4 separate regions of the Mus musculus genome follow, and all the other regions are linked to region 2. Evidence: chromatin loops called from intact Hi-C (ENCODE). Cell type or tissue: heart. All regions are shown on one strand.

What was found. Hi-C counts contacts between places; a loop is a spot of excess contacts. Peaks named below come from ENCODE experiments on the same cell type or tissue, not always from the same donor. Only the 100,000 strongest peaks of a DNase experiment are listed, where the experiment ranks them.
Region 1: a loop joins it to region 2, with 3 times the contacts of the local background. A loop is called at or near these places in 3 of 42 quality-filtered maps.
Region 3: it touches region 2 in a loop (8-fold over the local background); 35 of 42 quality-filtered maps call a loop at or near these places.
Region 4: a loop joins it to region 2, with 6 times the contacts of the local background. A loop is called at or near these places in 19 of 42 quality-filtered maps.

The regions. Positions count from the first base shown.
Region 1 is chr4:150,654,099-150,659,098 of GRCm38, reverse strand. No RefSeq gene overlaps it. Among named protein-coding and RNA genes, the nearest start is that of Slc45a1, 4.4 kb to the right of the region's middle. In heart, CTCF peaks have their summits at 2,377 (motif pointing left) and 2,914 (motif pointing left); DNase peaks (open chromatin) are centred at 2,368 and 2,918; H3K4me3 peaks cover 307 bases; H3K27me3 peaks cover 1,209 bases.
Region 2 is chr4:151,136,927-151,141,926 of GRCm38, reverse strand. Camta1 (calmodulin binding transcription activator 1) reads left to right here. Exons shown (of 24, transcript NM_001081557.3): 10 at 3,487-3,613. Among named protein-coding and RNA genes, the nearest start is that of Gm52711, 19 kb to the left of the region's middle. In heart, a CTCF peak has its summit at 2,271 (motif pointing right); DNase peaks (open chromatin) are centred at 196, 526 and 2,276; H3K4me3 peaks cover 1,792 bases; H3K27ac peaks cover 1,844 bases; H3K27me3 peaks cover 1,585 bases.
Region 3 is chr4:151,070,471-151,075,470 of GRCm38, reverse strand. Camta1 (calmodulin binding transcription activator 1) reads left to right here. Exons shown (of 24, transcript NM_001081557.3): 21 at 186-379; 22 at 1,409-1,483; 23 at 4,015-4,045. Among named protein-coding and RNA genes, the nearest start is that of Vamp3, 15 kb to the right of the region's middle. In heart, a CTCF peak has its summit at 1,916 (motif pointing left); a DNase peak (open chromatin) is centred at 1,920.
Region 4 is chr4:150,964,615-150,969,614 of GRCm38, reverse strand. Gm23405 (a small nuclear RNA gene) reads right to left here and starts at 4,880; the gene lies at 4,722-4,880. Gm30120 (a long non-coding RNA gene) reads left to right here. Exons shown (of 4, transcript XR_390979.2): 3 at 1,029-1,192; 4 at 1,986-4,028. In heart, CTCF peaks have their summits at 2,863 (motif pointing left), 4,241 (motif pointing right) and 4,893 (motif pointing left); a DNase peak (open chromatin) is centred at 4,274; H3K4me3 peaks cover 661 bases.

The sequences.
Region 1 (5,000 bases), 480 kb after region 2:
AGGCTCTCCTGTTGAACTTACCACTGTGATTTTCTGGCTGGCAGTGAGTCCCCAGAGATCCACCTGTCTGGGGTTGTAATTCCTCAGTCCTGGGATTACTAGCATGTGCAGCCATGCCCAGATTCTTGTGGGCTCTGGAGATTTGAACTTGGGTCCTCATGTGTATGCTGCAACTGCTTTTTTTTTTTTTAAATGTATGTATAGCTATGGGAAGACTCATTCTCAGAGCTGAATGGCGAGGAGTCAGAGACATGCAGCTGAGGTACAGAGTGGAAGGCCTTACTCCTCCTGACATGAAGACCTACCTACCCCAGAGACATGCACACAGGAGACTGCGAAGGCGACATGAACCCCAACACTTAGGAATTGTATCCATGACAGAAATGGCCTCTCGGAACAATGCAGAGGGAAAATCATCTCTGTAAGCAGCACCCAGCCAAGTGGACACAGGGGCAGACACTTACCCCACGCCAAGAATGAAAGCCCATCCTACGTGAAGGGCATATAAAAGTTAAGCCGGACAATGACATTGTTAGAAGATGACACAGAAGATGTTCACGACCTCCAGGGAAGGGGCAATTTCTTAGCCAGGACCCCAGGGCAATTCCATAGACAACACCCATTGATACTTGATTGAAGTTACAACCTTGCAAAGGACTCTATCCAACACACACATGAACACTATAAATCATTAAGACGGGCACGTGGGCAGCAGAAAGATGGACAGAGGCCTGAGCGGGCATGCTGCAGAAGAGAAACTAAAATGACTTAAATGTGAGGTGCTGAAGCCCTGTAGTCACCTGGACATGTAATCAGGACGTTTGTTTCCTGTCTGTCCATCTCCCCAACAGGAAAGACCTCAAACAGTGGTGAATGAGCGGGCAGACAGTCCTCATTGCCTGCCTTCAAGAGTGCGGATAAGTACAGCCTTTGGGCAGACATGAAAGAAGATGTCTGCTCCAAACTGCAGCTCTTGAACATGTACCCTGCAGGATGCTCCAGTGTGTACCTGTGCGGGGTTATAATGCCCTCAGTAGGGTTGCATCCAGTGAGCCTGCAGACCAGATATCTGAGCAAATATCCCGAGGCACGCTTGTGGAATGGAATATTTGGTATGGAAAATGAATTTGAGCAGTGTGCAGTGTAGATGCAGATAACCTTCAAGAATTAAAACAATGAGGCCAGGCAGTGGTGGTGCATGCCTTTAATCCCAGCACTTAAGAGGCAGAGGCAAGCTAGCCTGATCTACATACTGAGTTCCAAGCCAGCTAAAATGACATAGTGATGCCCCCTCTTTTATTTAGAGGAAACATTTTTTTTAAAGATTTATATGAGTACACTGTAGCTGTCTTCAGACACACCAGAAGAGGGCACTGGATCCCATTACAGATGGTTGTGAACCACCATATGGTTGCTGGGATTTGAACTCAGTACCTCTGGAAGAGCAGCCAGTGATCTGAGCCACTGAGCCCTAACCACCTCTCCAGCCCTGAAACCCTCTATCAAAAAGTGAAAAAAAAAATCATGAATTAGAAAAATTATTACCTTTATTTACTTATTTAGAGTGTGCGCCGCCATTATGTAAGTGCTACAGTGTGTGGAGGACAGAGGACATGTGAGAATCGGTTCTGTCCTCCCGTCACGTGCGCTCTGGGGAGCAAGCGGGGGTCCTCGAGCCTGGCAGCAAGGGCCCTCACTCTTTGAACCATTTCGCTAGCCCAAACAATCACAAATTCTAATTCATAACAATCACTAAGAGAAAAGATGGAGTAATTTGAATTTTTCGTGTTTTTTTTTTTTTAATTGGTTATGTGCTTAGAGGTTTGCGGAGTTGATTCAGAATTGTAACCAGCAAGTCAATCAAGCCATCTGAAAGCAGACATCTGGCAGGGTGGTCTCGAACACTGGCCAGGACCCCTCGCTATCCTGCAGCCAATAAGGTTCTCCTGAAGCCGCGGGACAAGAGCGTGCAGCTGGCTGCCTGCTTCCCTTCCCAGTACCACAGTGCACCAGTACCCAGGTCCCCAGGGTGTGAGGCTGTCACTAATTTTGTTGACCTCCCCCACAACTCTGCCTCCCAGTCCCAGATGCTCCTCAGATCATTCGAAACAAGAGCAAAGAACCCACACCACGGGCTGAGGTGTGTGGGTCACCGTGTGTGGCTGCACAGCACTGTAGAAGGGCATTTCTCCACATCCCTCCATTCCATCTTCAAACTCCCACTCCAACCCAGTCTGTTGGCATCCTCTCTTACCCACAGAAAGATCAACGCAGTGGCTAGCCTAAGATCGACTGTTCTTGCAAAAGACCTGAGTTCAGTTCCCAGCACCCATTTCTGGCAACTCGCAAAGTCCTGTAACTCCAGCTCTGGGGATCTAGCGCCCTCCTGTGGACTCCAAGGCTACCTTCACACAGATACACATTCACACACAAGACACATACGCATAACTTAAAAATAAAATCAAGGGATTAGAGATGCCTCAATGGTGAAGAGTTCATGTTGCTCTTTCAGAGATGAACTCAAGTTCAAGTCCCAGCACCCACACAGTAGCTTAGAACGACCTGCAACTCCAGGTCAAGGGGCCCAATGTCATCTTCTGACCTCTGTGGGTACCAGGTACCCACATTGTGAATACCTATATATACCTGCAGGCCGAGCATTCATATGCATAAAATAAGAAAATTTTTGAATTTTCAAATAAATAAATAAATAAATAAATATCGTTGAGAGAGAGAGAGAACGTGTGGTCTGAGAAAACCCTAAGTGGCTCCGTGCTTTGCAGGAAAAAGCATGTTTAAGAAGGACGGGTAATTTTTATTATTTATTTTTATTTTTTTAAGCCTCAGAGCCAAGGTGCCACTTGCAGACCACAGCTGCCCCCGCGAAGGTGGGGCTCTGGCGCCACCTAGTGGGAACGCGGAGTACCTGTTCCCACTGCCTGGCTCCTCTGGGTCTTGTTCCTGCTAACGTTGCCATCCTGGTCTTCAGACAGAGATAGCCGCTGGGAGTCATGTGTGACGTTATGCGGGAACTCCCGATCGCGTGTAGGTCCCCATGAGCTCTGCGAGATTCTGAGATTTGACACTGATAGCCTGGTCTCCTGGAGTGTCCCAGGTAGACACCCTGCCTGGCCCTGAAGCCAGTGTCCCTGGGTCTCTCTTACAAGCTCCGTGTGACTTCTGGCCTGATGGACAGTCCTTCTCCCACTGAGGCTGGGAGGAATCACGACACTGCATAGAGTCATGGTTCCCTTGCCTAATTTAGCCCTGATCTCCTGTGAGTTACTGTGTAGACAGGAGTGAATATACACAGAAAGAGACAGAAATAAAAGGAAGCAAAATTGCTTTCTTCTGTTCCTGGAAGGGTTAAAGAAATAAAAAGGAAGTTTCTAGATTTGGAAAGTAAAAGGAGGGCAGAGGAATTTTTGAAATTTCTTTCTTTCTTTTTTTTTTTTTTTTTCTTTCTCTCAACAATGCCTAGATTTTTAAGCCCTTTCTCCTGCTGGAAAATCCTAGTGTGACAATGAGAAACTGGATACCAATCTTTGTCTTCTGCACAATCCTCCGTGAGGCACCTGCTGCCGCCCCACCCCCACCCCCATTCCCTCTTCTGGACGGAGGTTCTAGCTTCCCTGCAATTACATGTGACCATGTCTCCAGGACCAAGTCCTGGATGTGAAAAGGGTCCCACCCATAGGGGAAGGTAGCATTTCCACAAGACTTCAGGGAGGGCCTCCACGGCCAAGGAAAGCCCTGGCTCAGTTGGTAGAGTGTTTGCCTAACACGCATGAGGCTCTGGGTTCAAACCCCAGCACTGTGTAAACCAGCCCTGATGGCAAACACCCTTAATCCCAGCACTTGGGAAGTAGAGGCAAGAGGAAGATCAGGGGTTCAAGGCCACTTAGTCACGAAGTGAATTCTAGGCCAGTCTGGCTACATGTGACCTGTTTCTCAAACAGGTTTCCAAAGCTAGGGTAAAAGTGCATCCCAAATTCCTAGACTGGAGAAACAGAAGCAGGAGGCTTGCTGTGACATTCTCTTGTTTGCTGACTGATGTGGAGGGCTCAGCCCACTGCGGGTGGGATCATCTCTAGGCAGGAGGGCCTGGGATGTAGAAGCTGTGGGAGCAAGCTGTGGGGCGGGTCCCTAACAGTGCTCCTCCATGACCCGTGCTTCAGGTCCTGCCTTTGGGTTCCTGCCTTGGCTTTCCTCCATGATGCACAGTCACCGCACAGGAACATGTAAGTCAGGGGACCCTTCCCTCTCTCAGCTGCTTTTGGCCATGGTGATTCTCACAGCAACAGAAGAGCAAGCTAGGACATGTCTCTGCCTGTCCTTGGCCACTTCTACCCTCAAAGTTGTCTCCTCCCATCTAGGCCAGGCCTCGACCTCCTGTCCGACCCGTCCCCACACCCACCCCTGACCTTCTCAGTTTCCCACCAAGAGCCTCATGGTCTTTGCAGAATAGGAATATAGCTTGTTTCACAGTGCCTGCCCCCACCCATGAACCCTCTCTGGCTTCTCCCTGCTCTTAGACAATGGCAACAGGTGGTGTAGCTCAGTGACATTGTTCAACATAGCCTTCAAGAGGGTCCAGGGTCCAAGCCCAGCACACACACAAACACACAAACACACACATACACAATCACACTACTTAAGCCAGCATGGTAGCATAAACCTATAGAGTTCAAGGTCAGCTTAGGTAGTATAACGAGACCTCATTAAAAGAAGGAAAGGGGGGGTGGGGGATGGAAAGATAGAGGAGTGGAGGGAGGGACAGATGGAGGGGGAGAGATGGAAGGAAGGATGGATGAGGGAGAGAGGTGGAAGAAGGAGGGATGGAGGAAGGGAGAGATGGAGGAGGGAGAGATGGAGGGGGGAGAGATGGAGGGAGGAGAGATGGAGGGAGGAGAGATGGAGGAGGGAGGAAATGACAGGAGTCCTGCCTCCAGCTGCCACTGCAGCCCCTCCTCTCCGACACCTGGGCCTCTGTGCAGCCT
Region 2 (5,000 bases):
ACAGGCCGGCTGCAGTCATGTTTTAGAACACCTAAGAGGTGGGATCGGCTTGTTTCCTGGCCTGCGAGCATGTGCCCAGGCCAGCTCTCTAGACCCTGCTGAAAGGAAGTCTTCAGCAAGCCTGACTTCCTCTGTTCTTCACCAGCCTATGCAGCCTTCGACTAGATCCCGGAGACCGGCAGTTCAGCATCTGTCCACCAGAGGGCAGCCCAGGATGACATATGCAATAGCAATCAGGCTTGTCCAACCCAGGTTTTCCAGAAACCCTGATAGTTCCCGGCACCCTGACATGGAAGCAAAGCATAGTCAATATGTTTAGAGGGGAAAAGCCATTTTGGTGTCCAGCGGGACCTCGTGGTAAAGCCTCCAAGGTGGCGTTCCTCCTTGCCAGGCTCTCCTACCCAGGACAATAGGGTCGGTCACCAAGCTGGCACTTGTGTCCCCTCACAAACCCCTTGCTGGCATGATTGCCGGGTATCTTGCCTTCTGTCCCTGCCAGCTGATAAGGGTGCATGTGTGAGCTGACGTCACCAGGAGTCTGGTTTGAAGTGGGCTCTGGCAAGCTTAGGAGGGAGCTGTGCAGCTGGGATCTTGCTCTGAGTCAGGCTGTGTGGACACGGGTACACCACTCCCACCAGCTTTAAACTGCAATGGTTCCCAGGCATGCTGTGCCCGGTTTGGCCTGCTGGCTCCTCTCTGAGTATGCTTCCCTTCTTCCTTTGCTCCCATGTCTCCTCCACACCTACCCACTTGGTGATCTCTCAGCTGGTCCCCAACACACACACACACACAGAGAGAGAGAGAGAGAGAGAGAGAGAGAGAGAGAGAGAGAGAGAGAGAGCAACGCTCTCTGTGCCTCAGCATTTGCCCAAGGTGCATGAATTCAAGACCCTTCATCTCAGGACTTACAGGACATAGACCTCAGATGGCACCCCTGCCTCTCCCCACCTCTCCCCTGCATCATCTCCCCCACCCCCACCCACCCACCCCCCGCTCCCGCCCCTCCCCATTGGCTCTGGCTGCACCAGGCAGAAGAAGCGGCAATTAGAACTGTCGGGCATGCACACATCACAAACAATTCAGGACAGCCGGGGCGGAGTGGTTGCCATGGGAACCGTCCGTGGAAATGATGGATTCTGAGGCGTCCTGCGGCAGTTGCCATGGAGAAGGTCTTGATGTTCCCGGTCTCCGCAGCAATTTGTCCCCACCACCACCCCGCGCAGCAACCCATCGTTGAACTAACAGCTGTGGGTTGCAGTTTTCATGTCCCCTCTTCTCACATGGTAACTGTCCGTGGCCTTTTGAAGCCAGTGTTCTTCCACATCCTCCATGGGAGGACCTTGCTCAGAGCAGGACGCCTCACTCAGGCAATCACTTCCAACCCCCTACACCATCACTTTGTCAGAGCCCTGAATCTACTTTATGGAACCGCTGGCGGCGGAAAGGCTTCTGAAATCACAGCTACCAGTGGGACTGGGCTACTTCCTGAAGTCACACAGATACCAAGGACAAGAGCAGATGCTGGGGGCTGGGGGCAAGGCTCAGCAGCTCTTGCAGTTAAGAGTACCTGCTCCTCTTGCAGGGGCTGGGCTTGCTTCTCAGCACCCACATGGTGGCTCAAGGCCATCTGTAACTCCAGTTCCAGGGGATCCAGTGCCACCTCCTGACCTCTGAGAGCACCAGACACACACACACATACATGCAGGCAAAAATATACACAATAAATAAACGGAACAGGGGTGGGGCACGCTATGATTTTGGAACTCTGTCTTGAGCTCTCTCCACTCTCGGCAAACCTCGGTGGCACCACAAAACCATGACCTAAGCTAAACGTCACACCCAGAGGAAAATGTACTTGCCAGCACAGGGGGGTACCTTCCCTTCAAGGGCCAGTCTACGGCTGTGGGTCACAGATAGTCTCAGGACATCATCACAGTAAACAAACTGCTACCTCTTATGGCCAAGGTTAGCCCCAGGCTAAGTCTGGGTTCCAGGCAACATTGTAGGGGAGTGGGAATCTTGAGAGCAAAGAATGGGTATGAAGTTGGAGCTTCCTCTAGGGCAGGAACAAGCAAGGGTTAAGAATAGCAAACGAGAATCAAGAATCTGGGACTGAATAGGCGACAGAGTCTGGCAGGCTTGCCTGGGGCAGCAGCGGAGAGCTGTGGCCCTGGCCTGAAGCAGTGGGGGAAGTCAGGACTCATTGCCGCAGCTCCTAACCCGGCCTCGGTTCAGCTCCTGGAGCGCCTCTCGGCCTTCTCTAGCCAGGGCGCCAGGTGGCGCTCTCCTCCCTATCGAGCACAGCTCTCCGCCCCCCTGCAGGGAAAGGTGTTTACTTGTTTGGGGGTGGGGTGGATGAGCCTCTGGGGTGGGTCTATCCAAGGTTAGCCAGGAGAGCCAGAGGCCAGCGCCCCTGCCTCTACATCCCGGGGCAGAGCCTCCCTCCACCCCGAGTGACCAGCCTCTCTTCTTGGCTAAGCCGTAAGTAGGGGACTTCTCCACCTGGGGATCAGGAGAGAGACAGAGACACAGAGAGACAGAGAGAGACATTAATCACTAACGGGAACAAAGTCCCTGAAAGGGATTTCCTGGGAGCAGCCACATGGGGCTCTTTGTTCTGGGGTATTCCTGCTGGCCAGAGTAGGTTAGAGAGAGCCCAGCGTTTCTAATGCTTTCTGGCGCTTGTCCCCTTGGGTCTGTGAAGACAGTTTTCCCTCCACTGGAGCAGAGAAAGGTCTGCTTAGACTCTGTAGGCCAGGCTGCCAGGCTGGTGCCTGCATGTGTGGTGCAGAAGTGCCAATGAGGGGCCACTCTTGTGTCTGCTTAGCTCGAGATACCCTGAATGACACAGCAGGCAGGTAGAGAACTGGAGGGTCAGTCCATCCCAAGCCCCAGCTCAGTTCCAAGAGCTCTACCTGAGCCCCTCCAATTCTGAATGCTTCACTTCGATTTTCTCTCTCCCCATCCACTACCTGGGCCTCCCCCCCTTACCACCTCCTGCCACACCCTGGGGGCCCTCCATTTCCCTTCAGTTTCCTACAAGAACATCTGTCCCTTGGGGTGACAGTTTCCAAATCTGAGTTCCCTCCACCTCTTCCCAAATGCATGACTCAGAGTCCCCCTTGTCCCCTCTGCTTCCTTCCTAGGGACCCTGCTGGCTGGTTCTCAGGTGCACCATGGGCTATGTGGCATGGGAAGTCCTGCCTCCCTCTAGTATCACCCTGAACTTTCAGGGTCAAGATGCCTAGGGGAGGGTCAAAAAAGGATGGCCTCTGGCGGGGGGGGGGGGTCAGAGCAGCTGCAGACCTGTCTTCTAGAGGGGCATCTCAGAAGTCAGGGCTTTTTGGAATGGTGTCATAGGGCCTGGGAATCTGCATGTGTAGCCAGCAGCCCTCAGCCCTTCCCGTCTAAGCCTGCAGCTGCAGGGGCGTCCTGTGTGCTGCATTCCCCGGGGGAACTGTTCTATCTCATCTCTCTCCTCTGCAGGGAGGAGTGAAGGTTCTCATCACAGGCCCATGGCAAGAAGCCAGCAATAATTACAGTTGCCTGTTTGACCAGATCTCCGTGCCTGCATCCCTGATTCAGCCTGGGGTGTTGCGTTGCTACTGCCCAGGTGAGGAGGCTGTGCCAGCGGGGGTTGGGGAGGAAGGAGAACAGACTCTGAGTCAGCCTTGGGGTGACCTTGAGGAAGTCACGCCTTTACTCCGCCTTCCTCAGCCGTGAAGATGTGTGCTCACTCACACAGTCTAATATAACATCTTCAGTTGGGGCTCATGGATCCTGGATCAGCCGGGAATGGTAGGCGTGCACGATGGGGGGGGGGGGGGGGGTTGTGAAGAAAACAAAGCAAAAGGACTATTTAAAGAGCCAATTAGTCAAGTGGCATATCCCAGGTGGGGTCCGGATGGGGCCCGGCCAAAGTGAAATACTCTCCTACAGCAGAGCTGACCTCACTCCTGCCCTGGCCCAGGCCACCCTGAGGCTCAGAAAACTCAGGGCCCTGTGCTCACAATATTGGCTCATTGGGGCACGGAGCAGGTGAAAGGAAGTCAGGGAAGCCTTCCATGTGGAGGGACTGTGGGGAACTGGGGTGTGTGGGCCAAACTTAGAATGAGGAGCACAGGCTCCTTTGAGGGGTAAGCACACACCCATCGAAGCCAGCCAGAAGCTCTGTGCCCTGTGGCTCTGTCTTCTCCCTCCCTCGTCCTGGGCTTCAGTATCTGTCATCTAATTCATGCGGCCTTAGGCTTTTTAGCCTGTGATTCTTCAAGTGTCCAGGCATGTATAACTGGCCGATAAGTCAGACACTGACTTGTAACAAACCACAGAGGAATTGATTTAAAGACAATTATAAAAATTGATTTTAAGACATTTATTTGGTATTCATATAATTTATCGTCTATCGAAGATAAGATCAAATTTGCATATTAACAAAATGGAGAGTTTGTTTATCTTTCCACCAAATATTAAATTTTGGCTATTTGATACCAAAGGGCATAGAACATCTTCAATATTTTTCGGTTAACTGATATCTGGATTTTATAATCATAATACTGAGAATATGCCAGTTTACATAAATATGAAGTATAAAGTGGTAAAAGTTTGACTTTGGGCCACTTTAGAGATTGTCGGAAGCTCTGTCCTAACTGTAAGCCAAAATTCGTGCCGTGATTTTTTTTTTTAAATGAAACTCAAATCTGCAACTCAAAAATCAATCTTTAAAAGCAAACATTCGAATACAATACAATCCAAATGGACTCGTATGATATCTATGCACTGAGGAGTGATGGGGACAGAACTATCTGGTCTCTGTTTTCAGGAATTGAGCAGAGAACTTGGTGTGAGCTACAAAAACACCGCAGTTCATGACAGACAAGTCCCAGATCAGAGACGAGGTACTTCAGGCAGGGTTTGCTGGAGGCTTGTGCCAGGACAGCCACGCAGAGCAAAGCACACACGTTACATGTTCAGTAGTCTCAGAAGCCAACATGGGCAAGCAC
Region 3 (5,000 bases), 66 kb after region 2:
CCCGCAGGCCATCCTGAAGGTAGTTCTTTGCATTTTGGAAAAGTACTGGAAGCTTGCTGTTGGCATCCTGAGGTTGGCTCCCAGCAGAGATTAGGGTAGGAAGGAAGGAGGGGCTCTTACCGCCTAAGCTTGGAGGACTTCCAACTCTTGTCATTACTGTCCTGTCCCTTCTGTGTCCCCCACAGTATGCACTTTACAAAAAGATGACCCAGGCGGCCATCCTTATCCAGAGCAAATTCCGAAGTTACTATGAGCAGAAGCGGTTCCAGCAGAGCCGGCGCGCTGCAGTGCTGATCCAGAACTTCTACCGGAGTTACAAGAAGTGTGGCCGGAGACGGCCGGCCCGCAGGACCGCTGTCATCGTGCAGCAGAAGCTCAGGTGGGTCAAGAGCCTGCAGGGTGTGGCAGAGGCTCTGCCTGGCACAGTACCTAGACCTGCCTCTGGGCAGGGCCCGAGGCACGGCAGGCAGCACCTTCCTCTCCAGTGTGACTTTGTGTAACAGTACCTATTAGTTGTTAGTTTCTCTTAAAGGTCCTTTATCTGCCACATGGTGTTATTTTTATGTCATTGGCCAACTTCAATATAGATCAGAATTTGTCGGGACCAGAGTTTGTACTTAGTCATTCTGCAGTGTTCTGAACTTTGATCGACTCCCTAATTACTTCAGGAGAGTACATAGGGCTCAGGGCTCAGTGATTCCATCTTAGAACGTAGTAGACTAAAGATTAAGAACAGAAACTAGACCAAAGAGAGTATCAAGCTCAGAATTAACTCCTGGCCTGAAGAAGTCTGGCTAGCACTATAAGGCCTGTTTCCACAAACAACAACAACAGGAAAAAACCTGGTTATAGTGGTACACACTTGTAATCCCAAGTGTGTACTATTTGGCTAATCTGGCCTACAAAGCAACCTCTTGCCTTAATCCCAGATGAATGAATAAGTTGTAAGGGCATATGGAGGGACCATCTCATTTTTAGTCTTCATATTGTCTCCTTTAAAACGCGGGAGAGAGCCATAGTTCAGTCGCCAGGGTAACTGCCTGGCGTGTACAAAGCCCTGGGCTCCGTATCCTCTTATCACATGAAGTGGTCAAGGCAGCTCATGCCTCGAGTGCCAGCACTGGGACGTGAAGGCAGGAGATCCCGAGTTCAGAAGTCTGAGCTGTACTGGGGATTTGATGCCAGCCTGAGATGCAGTAGACGCTGCCGTCTCAAATTCAAGAAGACAAAGCAAAGGCTTGGGAGAGTCCCCAGGCTGATCTCTGCACTGTGGGGGCAGCTTTTCAGTTGGATTTGTGACACCGTTTAACCGAAAGTCTCCTCCAGCTGTAGATCAGATTGGTTCAGGGTCTGCAGTGTAAGCTTTCTGGGACCTTTTCTTGTGACGCTCATGTTCTGACTTTTTCAGGAGCAGTTTGCTGACCAAAAAGCAGGACCAAGCTGCTCGAAAGATAATGAGGTTTCTGCGTCGCTGTCGCCACAGGTACAACAAGCCCTTATCTATCATCGTGCTCGTAAGGAATAATAGAACAGCCCCAACCTTTCTAACCACTTGCTGGTTCTGTGCCACGCTGGTGACCTCTAGCAAGCATGGGGCAAGCATTCCAGGTTGTAACAGGATGGTGGCATCTTGGCACTGCCACTTGGGCAGCAGTGACTCAAGAGGGTGCGTGTCTGACCATGGAGACCCCCCCACCCCCCAGTGCTTTTCTGTTTTGATTTGGGCATGAATGTGATTTACTCGGACTAGCTTTTGGTCCAAGTTTCTCTTTAACCTACCATGTATACGCCAGTTTGCCTTACGGTCTTCGCAGTATGTCCTTAATCTGCTAATAGGCATCCACACAGAAAATTAAGGAAGACAGACCTCTAGGTTCTCACATGTGAAACTTCCACTAAGCGGCGGGTGCCCTCTGCTGGATATATTGAATATAGCATTTCCACTCAGTTTAGCGCTGAGAGCCAGTCTGGCTTGGTCCAAGGTGGGAGGGCAGGGAACACAGAGGAAAAGACAGCCTGTTGGTCCCCAAGGATGTAACATGTTTTCATGGAGCCTCGCTAGAGGAGCATCTCCTCAAGTGTGAGCTTTCTTGCTGAAGACTTAAGATGTCTGGGGCTGGAGGGAGAGGCTTGCTTCCTCTCTATAGATGAAGCCTGGAGTCCATAGCGGTGGCCGTTGGAGCTGCACAGAGGGGGAGTGTGTGTTCCCAGAGCATCAGGAGCTGTGCAGTTGCGAGCTGGCTCTGTGCTGTCCGCTCTTTCTCCTGTTTAACCATCCCCTCATTCCTCAGAGACCTCACGTCAGGTTCTCTCTCTCTCTTTACATTGCTAATATTTCAAAATACCTTGCCTTTGAGACTTACTTACTCTTATTTAACACAGACTCTCATCTGTATGACCATAGAAAGAAACATTCGTAGTAGCCACTTCATCAACAGTAATAGAAAACCTTAAAGAGCTTGTTAGGGTACTAGGTGTTCTCTAGATGGAATCCAAGATGGGAGGTCCATGCCCTCGCTGCTCTTCCATGCCTTGGATCAAGGTCTTCCTCCACCTCCACCACCACGTTCCCCTGGCCCTCCTGCCCTAAGAGCTAGCATATGAAATACAAGTATGAATAAGCTGACTGAAGACGTCCTGGCAGGAAACGGATAGTAAACTACAGGGTACGATCTCACGTAATGAGAGTGATTCTGCAAGTCCCCCCTCAAACCGATCAGTCTCCTGTCTCTGTTGTTAAGCCAATCCCTTTCAGTTGGCAATCAAGCAGTTATGACTTGGTAGAATAGCCGAGCTTCTTCGGTTGGTAAAATACCTTGGATTCCCCCAGGTCACTTTCCTTACCTCTTCATAAGTCCAGTTCCTCATCCTCTTTGTTTTGCCTGCAGAATGAGAGTCCCCAAAACACTGTCCAGCACAGAGACTAGTAGACTTAGCTCCCATGGTGCAGAGCGGCCACTCCACTTGGTGAGACTGGTTCATCTGGTCTAGACCCTAATGTTGCTTTTTGAGGCCCTTTTCAAATAAACCAGAACCATCCATGGGTTAAACTGTGCTGTGCTGTGCTGTGCTCACTTCATGTTGTTCCTTGAGTCCAAACGTATAGGAGAGATGCAGGGTAAGCAGAGCTACCCGAGTCCTTCACTGACTCTGCCGTGTGTGTTCTTTTGAGGGTGTGTTCTGTGTTTACAGTGGATGAGTCAAAGATTAAGATACTTGACATATAATTGCATGAAAGACTGCTTGCTGAAGTAGGCTGGACGGAGGAATCCCTCACTTAACTTTAACTGAGGAATTGGCCGAAGATCTCAGCTGTTCTAAGTTCATATTTTAACCAGCTGCTCATCCCTGGGGAGGCTGGCAAGGTCTCCTGGGAAGGAGAGCATCGGGCCTGGGGCTCTTTCTGCTCACCATTTGCAGCAAAAAAAATGACTATTGCTCTTTCCTGGTTCGGATGATAAAAACCACACAAGTGGACAGCAGAGCCTTTGTGTGCTGGATGCAGTGCTCGCTGCTCACCTCCCGTCTCCAACACATTTCGCTAAAGAGCCTGATGGAGTCCTGGCTCGCTCTCCTGGGGGTTATTTTAAACTTGTGTGTTCCCTCAGATGTGTACATCCCGTTCTGGTTTACTTAGCTTTACTTTCATAAGTGGAACTGTCATGTTTATTGTCTCTTAGAAGCATTACAATCTGTGTTAAGTAGAAAACTTCATGACACCCTCTCAACAAGGTAGGTAGACAGTGGCCTGAGAAGTCAGCAGGACCCATTTCTAAGTCATGTGATCGCAACAGTTTTTTAAAAGTTGACGGGTCTTCTTCCTGTTTGTCCCAATCCCTGCCACCACCCTTCTTGGCCTTCCCAAGAGAAACCACCTGCTAGTGTCTTTGGGTGACATAAAGCTATTGATAAGATTTCTGCCGTGCCCCTCACATGCTAATAAAGCTGTTGATAAGATTTCTGCTGTGACCCTCACATGCTAATAGCTCTCTGGTGTTGTTTTACTGTCTAAAGCCCCCTGGTGGACCATAGGCTGTACAAAAGGGTGAGTTTAGCTGCCTGCTAGCCAGTTTCTCCTTATCTTCCATTTTCAATATTTTGCTTTTTGCTTGCTTGCATGGGGCTGCAGCGTAGGTATGCTAGTAAGTTTCACATCCATTCTGAATGAAAAATAAGATAAAATAAAAAACTAACCCTGAGTACTAACCCTGCTGTCTATGCAACAGGAGAGCAGCCACTTAGTCGCTGTGCACATGCATGAGGAAGTGAGGGAGGAACCTTCTGAGACCACCAACAGCATGCTCGGGCCAGGCGGAGAGCCCTCCACACAGGCCTTCCTGCTGACGGGAGGCAGCCTTACAGGAAAACATTCAGCAAGTGGTTTTGTAACTACAGTATTTCGCCACGTCAGATTTCCTCAAAATTGGTCAAAATTTTTTAGGCTAAAAAAGCTCCTTAGAAAGTGCTAGGATGGAAAGAAAATCATTTATTTACAGATACTACTTCCTGTCACCCTGCCCCAGAGCATCAGTTTCTAAAGCTCTCTTCCCTTGTGGTGTGAGGGAAGTCAGGATAGAAAGCTGCCCTGCAGAACCTGCTTAGGACATTGAGTACACAGCAGAAGGTGTGCCAGATGTGCAGCGCCCAACTGTAATTCTTCCTAAAAAAACGTGCGAGGTACCTTGAGCCTAGCTGGAGACTCCACGTTACGGTTGGGAGTAGCTGTTGAAGTCGCATTTATATGTGGCAGACATTGTGACTAGGTAGTCAGTGGACACTGCCGGTGTTCCCATGTTTGAGCATAGGATTCCAGTCTGTAGGTGCACACTACACACAGGAACGTGTGGGAATGTAGCTGAGACACATCGAAGTGACAGTGAAAGAAAGTGGCAGAAAACTCTTCAAAAGCGAGGGCAAGAACTCGGCAACACTGGGCTAGAGTTTGGGTTAACTTTGTTAGCTTTCTGAGAGGAAGTTAATTCAGTATAGCCCGTCAGTCT
Region 4 (5,000 bases), 170 kb after region 2:
TGATGACTGATCAGATGCTAACACACACACCTCTGGCAGGTTTGCATGTAGAGAAATGTGTTTAAATCAGGCCTACAGTGACAATGTTCTTGTTTTAAGACAAGATTTTTTTTTAACTACACTGCTTTTGTGTTTGTGTGTGTGTGTGTTCATGTGTGTGAGCATGTGCACATGAATGTCATGGTACAAATGTGGAGGCCAAGGGACAATTTGCAGGAGTTAGTTCCCTCCTCCTGTGTGGGTCCTGGGGATCAAACTCAGGTTCTCGGTAGCCCAGGCTGGCCTCTAACTTACTGGGTAGCCGAGGAGTCACCCTGAGCTTCTCCTCCAAGCGCAGGGCTCCCAGTTCTCCACCACACCTGATTCTAATGCAGTGCTGATCTTCGCACAGGTGAGGCCAGCACAAAGGCAATGAGCTATGTGTCATCCCCAGCCCTGTGTTGACTGTGTGTGGGCAGTGAGCCTCGCCCCTTTCTATCCCTTAGAAGTGACAGGGAAGAAGTGAGTCAGAGTTGACCACAGGGCAGGAAGCTCAGGATAGACCGTATCAGAAAGTGAAGGCTTCAGGGATGCAATGCCTGTTACAATCACTAACTGGTCAATCATCGTTAATTCAAAGGTAACCACCATCTGACACGGTTAAAACTGGGAAACAGCTCTTGCAAAGGAGAGACAAGAGTTTGTATTGTCCAATCTGTTTCATTTGCAAAAATCACTAGTTTGCTTAAGAATTTCAGATCTGAGGGACTGGAGAGGTGGCTCTGCAGTTGAAAAGCACTGGCTGCTCTTGTAGAGGACCAGGGTTTGGCTCCCAGCATCCACACAGCAACACATCCACTGCCTGATACTCTAGCTCCGGGGTGGGGTGGGGGGATCTGATGCCCTCTTCTGGCCTGCATGGGCACCAGCACACGGGTGCATGTGTACACACGCAAAGAGACGCATAAAATAAAACTTTAAAAAAAAAATAATTTCAGAAGCAATTAGATTAACATGGCAGTAAGTAGACTGCTCCCTCTACTTTCCAGGCCTGCCTGTACCCCACGGAAGTTGGAACATATTGGAATAACTGCACCCATGGCTGTCAAGGACTACCTGGGCCTCTGGACTAACATGGCAGGAATTGTAACTTCTTCCTCAGCTTTCTCAACGGCAGTTTTATTTATGCATTTCCTTTCTTCAGTCTGTTTTGGTAAATTATGCTTTTCCTAGAAGATTGTAATAGGTTTTCACCAGCGCGATAGGCCAGATCAGATCACCGTAAAAGTAAATAGGTGCACGTTTATTGGGCGCAGCTCCTGGGTGGGTTCGCAGGTCCCAGAGAACAGAGCCAGGGAAACCACGAGCCCAGGCTAAGGCCAGGGGGTTTATAGATCTCGGGCGATGATGTATCAGCCAGGAGCCGGAACTGTGCCCAAATATAGTCAAAAGCTGATCGCTTACACGGGTGGGCTGGCAGATTGCATCAGCTGCTGGAAATGCGGAACTGAGATTTGGGGGCCTTTTGGGGGGGGGTATCCGAGACAGGGTTTCTCTGTGCAGCCCTGGCTGTCCTGGAACTCACTCTGGAGACCAGGTTGGCCTCGAACTCAGAAATTCACCTGCCTCTGCCTCCCAAGTGCTGGGACTAAAGGCGTGCGCCACCACACCCGCCTTTGGGGCCCTTCTTTTGTTCAGAGTTTTTCAGTGTGCGAGGGTTTGGGCGGAGATTAGACGGGGCTCCCCAGGCCACGCAGGGGTGAGCAGTGGACTCCAAGCTCCAACCAAACAGCTTGATCATTTTTTTCCTAGCAGGAATCTCTTCCTAGAAATCGTGTGTGTATGTGTGTGTGTGTGTGTGTGTGTGTGTGTGTGTGTGTGTGTTTATGTGTATGTGTTTACATGTATATGTGTATGTAGAGGTGCCTGTGGAGGACAGAGGACAAACTTGAGTGTCGTTCTGCCCTCCACGTTGATTCCTTGAGATGAATTCTCTTTCTGGCTAGGCTGGCTGGCCGTCAAGCGCCATGGAGCCAACTGCTCTCCATCTCCCCGTGCTAGAATTGCGTCTGCGCAGTAGGTCACCCAGCCTCTTGACGTTGGCTCTGGGCTCGAACTGGAGTTCTCCGGCCATCATTTTTCCACAGTGAGCATCTCACCAACGGAGTCTTCATCTAACCATTGTTCCTGGGTTTTTGAGACACAGTCTGGACACATAGTTCGGGCTAGCTTAGAACTCAATGCTGAGACCAGGTTGGCGTCAAACTTGGAACAGTCCTCCTGCCTTAGCCTCGGGAATGCTAGGGTTATAAGCACATACCAGCAGGCTTGGCTCTAGCAATTTCTTGGAACATGGTGAGATTTCAGGCTACATTAACTACATGGAGCTTGGATCTGAAACAGCCCGTGGGAGTGCCGCCGTGAGATGGGTTCCATCCCCAGGACTGCATACACCCTGTGTGGTGGAGGCAGGAGGATCAGGAGTTCAGAATTAGGCTGATCTACATAATGAGCCTGGGTTACATGAGACCATCTCTCAAAAACCAAACAAAGCCACGTGTCATGCATGCTTTAGAATGGTCTTAGTTACTTAAATTGCTGTCTCTAATTTTCATTCTCTGCCCAAGACCATGTTTTCTTCTGATGGGCTGATTGCACGTGGTTAGGAACTTCCTGGTTCCGTCTAATTGAGACCAAGTTAACATCTGAGGGTATAGACCCTGGCCAACAGTGTGATCTCCTTAGTCCCCAGAAGATGACCATCATTTTCCCTTCTTGTCTGCAAGAAGACAGGTGATAATTAAATGACTCCTGGCACCTCTTCATCCTGGAGTCTCCCTGGTCCCAGGTAGCCACCCACACAATGGTGGTGTCTACCGCCCTCTTGTGGCGGAGGGAGTTTTTGTTCTTTCCAGTTTCTCATCTGACAAAAAGTTCCAACAGCAGGGTGGCAGAAGTGAGTGGGTGAGTGTGGGTGTCAAATATTTACATCTGAGCATCGCGCTAAGTGACATTAGGGGTAAATGCGGAGGAGGATCCAGAGACCCCGGTAAGCTGAACACCTTTAAGCAAGATCCAGGTTGCCAAATGAGGTGGGTTTGGCCAAATGCTGCTTGTTTTCTAATGTTAATTTGGGTCCCCAAAACTGCAAGTAGTGTCTGTAAGTAGCTTCTGGGAACCTGCCCCCAATGGAATCTGACTGTTAAATAAAAATGCCAACAGCCAAGCTGGGGAGGACAGACAGAGGTCGGGTATTTTTAATTTCCTGGGGCTTGGGACAGACGGAGAAGGGTAGCTACCATGTGAAGGAGCCGGGAGAGTGTGGCCAGAGAGGATTGCCCAGCTGGGTCCAGGGCAGCGAAGAGAGAACAGAGATTATTGGCACGTGGAGGTTAGGCAGTGGCCCAGCTATTGAGCTACTTAAGGCCTATCAAAATATAAAGGCTGTGTGGGGGGAGGGGGAGGAATGTCTTTCTTTGGGGAACATATATCATTGAGGCGGGTGGTGAGCCTGCCACTGGGACTTATTAATTAATTATTTAATTCAACAGCCAAACAACCAGAGACCTGTTTCAGCGTGTTGAAGAGCCCAGATGCAGATCTCAACAGAGAGTTACCCACGTGTCATCTGTCATCGGAGATGCTCTGTACAGATATGCCCAAAACAAATATGGTGCTCACGACTGAAGACCGGGCTTTTCTGGTTTTGTGATTTGAGAGACTTTGGGATCCTAGAATGAAGGTCTTCTGGTATTTATATTGGAATATGGTTTTTTGTTGCTTTTGCTACTGTTCAAGTTTTACGACTTGTTTTCATTTATGTATGCATTTGTGTAGAAAGCATACCAAGTGTATGCAGATGCCTGCAGTAGCCAGAAGAGGGCGTCAGATCCCTGGAGCTGGAGTTACAGGTGAGCCACCAAGCATGGGTGCTTGGTTCCTCTGCAAGAGCACTATGCACTCTCGACTGCGGTTCTAGTGGATATATTTTTTAAATCATCATCATCAAAGCTGGGCAGTGGCGGCGCACGCCTTTAATCCCAGCACTCGGGAGGCAGAGGCAGGCGGATTTCTGAGTTCGAGGCCAGCCTGGTCTACAGAGTGAGTTCCAGGATAGCCAGGTCTATACAGAGAAACCCTGTCTCGAAAACAAACAAACAAACAAACATCATCATCGTCAACATCATCATTATTATTTAGTAGTGGTGTTACGGTATTTTTGACTACATGCGTCTCTGAACCACATTGTGCAGTCCCCAGGCAGGCCACAAGAGGGCATCAGATCCCTTGGAACTAGAGACCTATGAGCCACCATGTAGATCAGCCCTTTTCAACCTGTGGGTCGTGACTGTACAGCCCTTTCACAGGGTCGCCTAAGATTCTCAGAAAACACAGATATTCACATAACGATTCATAACAGTATCAAAATTACAGTTGTGAAATAGCCACAAAAGTTATTTTATGGTTGAGGGTCACCATGACATGAGGGACTAAAGAGTCCCAGCATGAGGGAGATTGCGAACCGCTGATACAGATGCTGGGAACTGAAGGCGAGCCCTCAGTCAGAGCACCAAGTGCTTGTACTCAGTAAGCGACCTCTCCAGCCCCGGAAAGGAGACCATGTGACTGCTGAGAGCAGAGCCCACGCCCTCAGCCAAAGCAGCAAGTGTTCTCAACAGCTGAACTGTCCTCCAGTCTCTACTGTAAACTTTTATTATGTGCGGTTTTTAGAGATCTCCTTTAGGAGGGTGTGGGAACGCAGCCCCCACTACCACAGATTACGCAGTTAATTTCCCACGTGTGGGGGGGATCTCGGGGGTCAGCACATCCGAGGGCAGCGGAGGAGCCTCACACCGGGAAACCACCTTGTGGTCATGGTGTGCCCCCTGCTGGGTGACTACGGATAAGCTTGCCCGACATATACAGTAAAGACATGTGCGTGTGATTCGTGTTTAACTCTGTTCACCCCAGAAGAATTCTGATTACTGCTATTTATTACTTAGTCTTAAATTCATACAGCA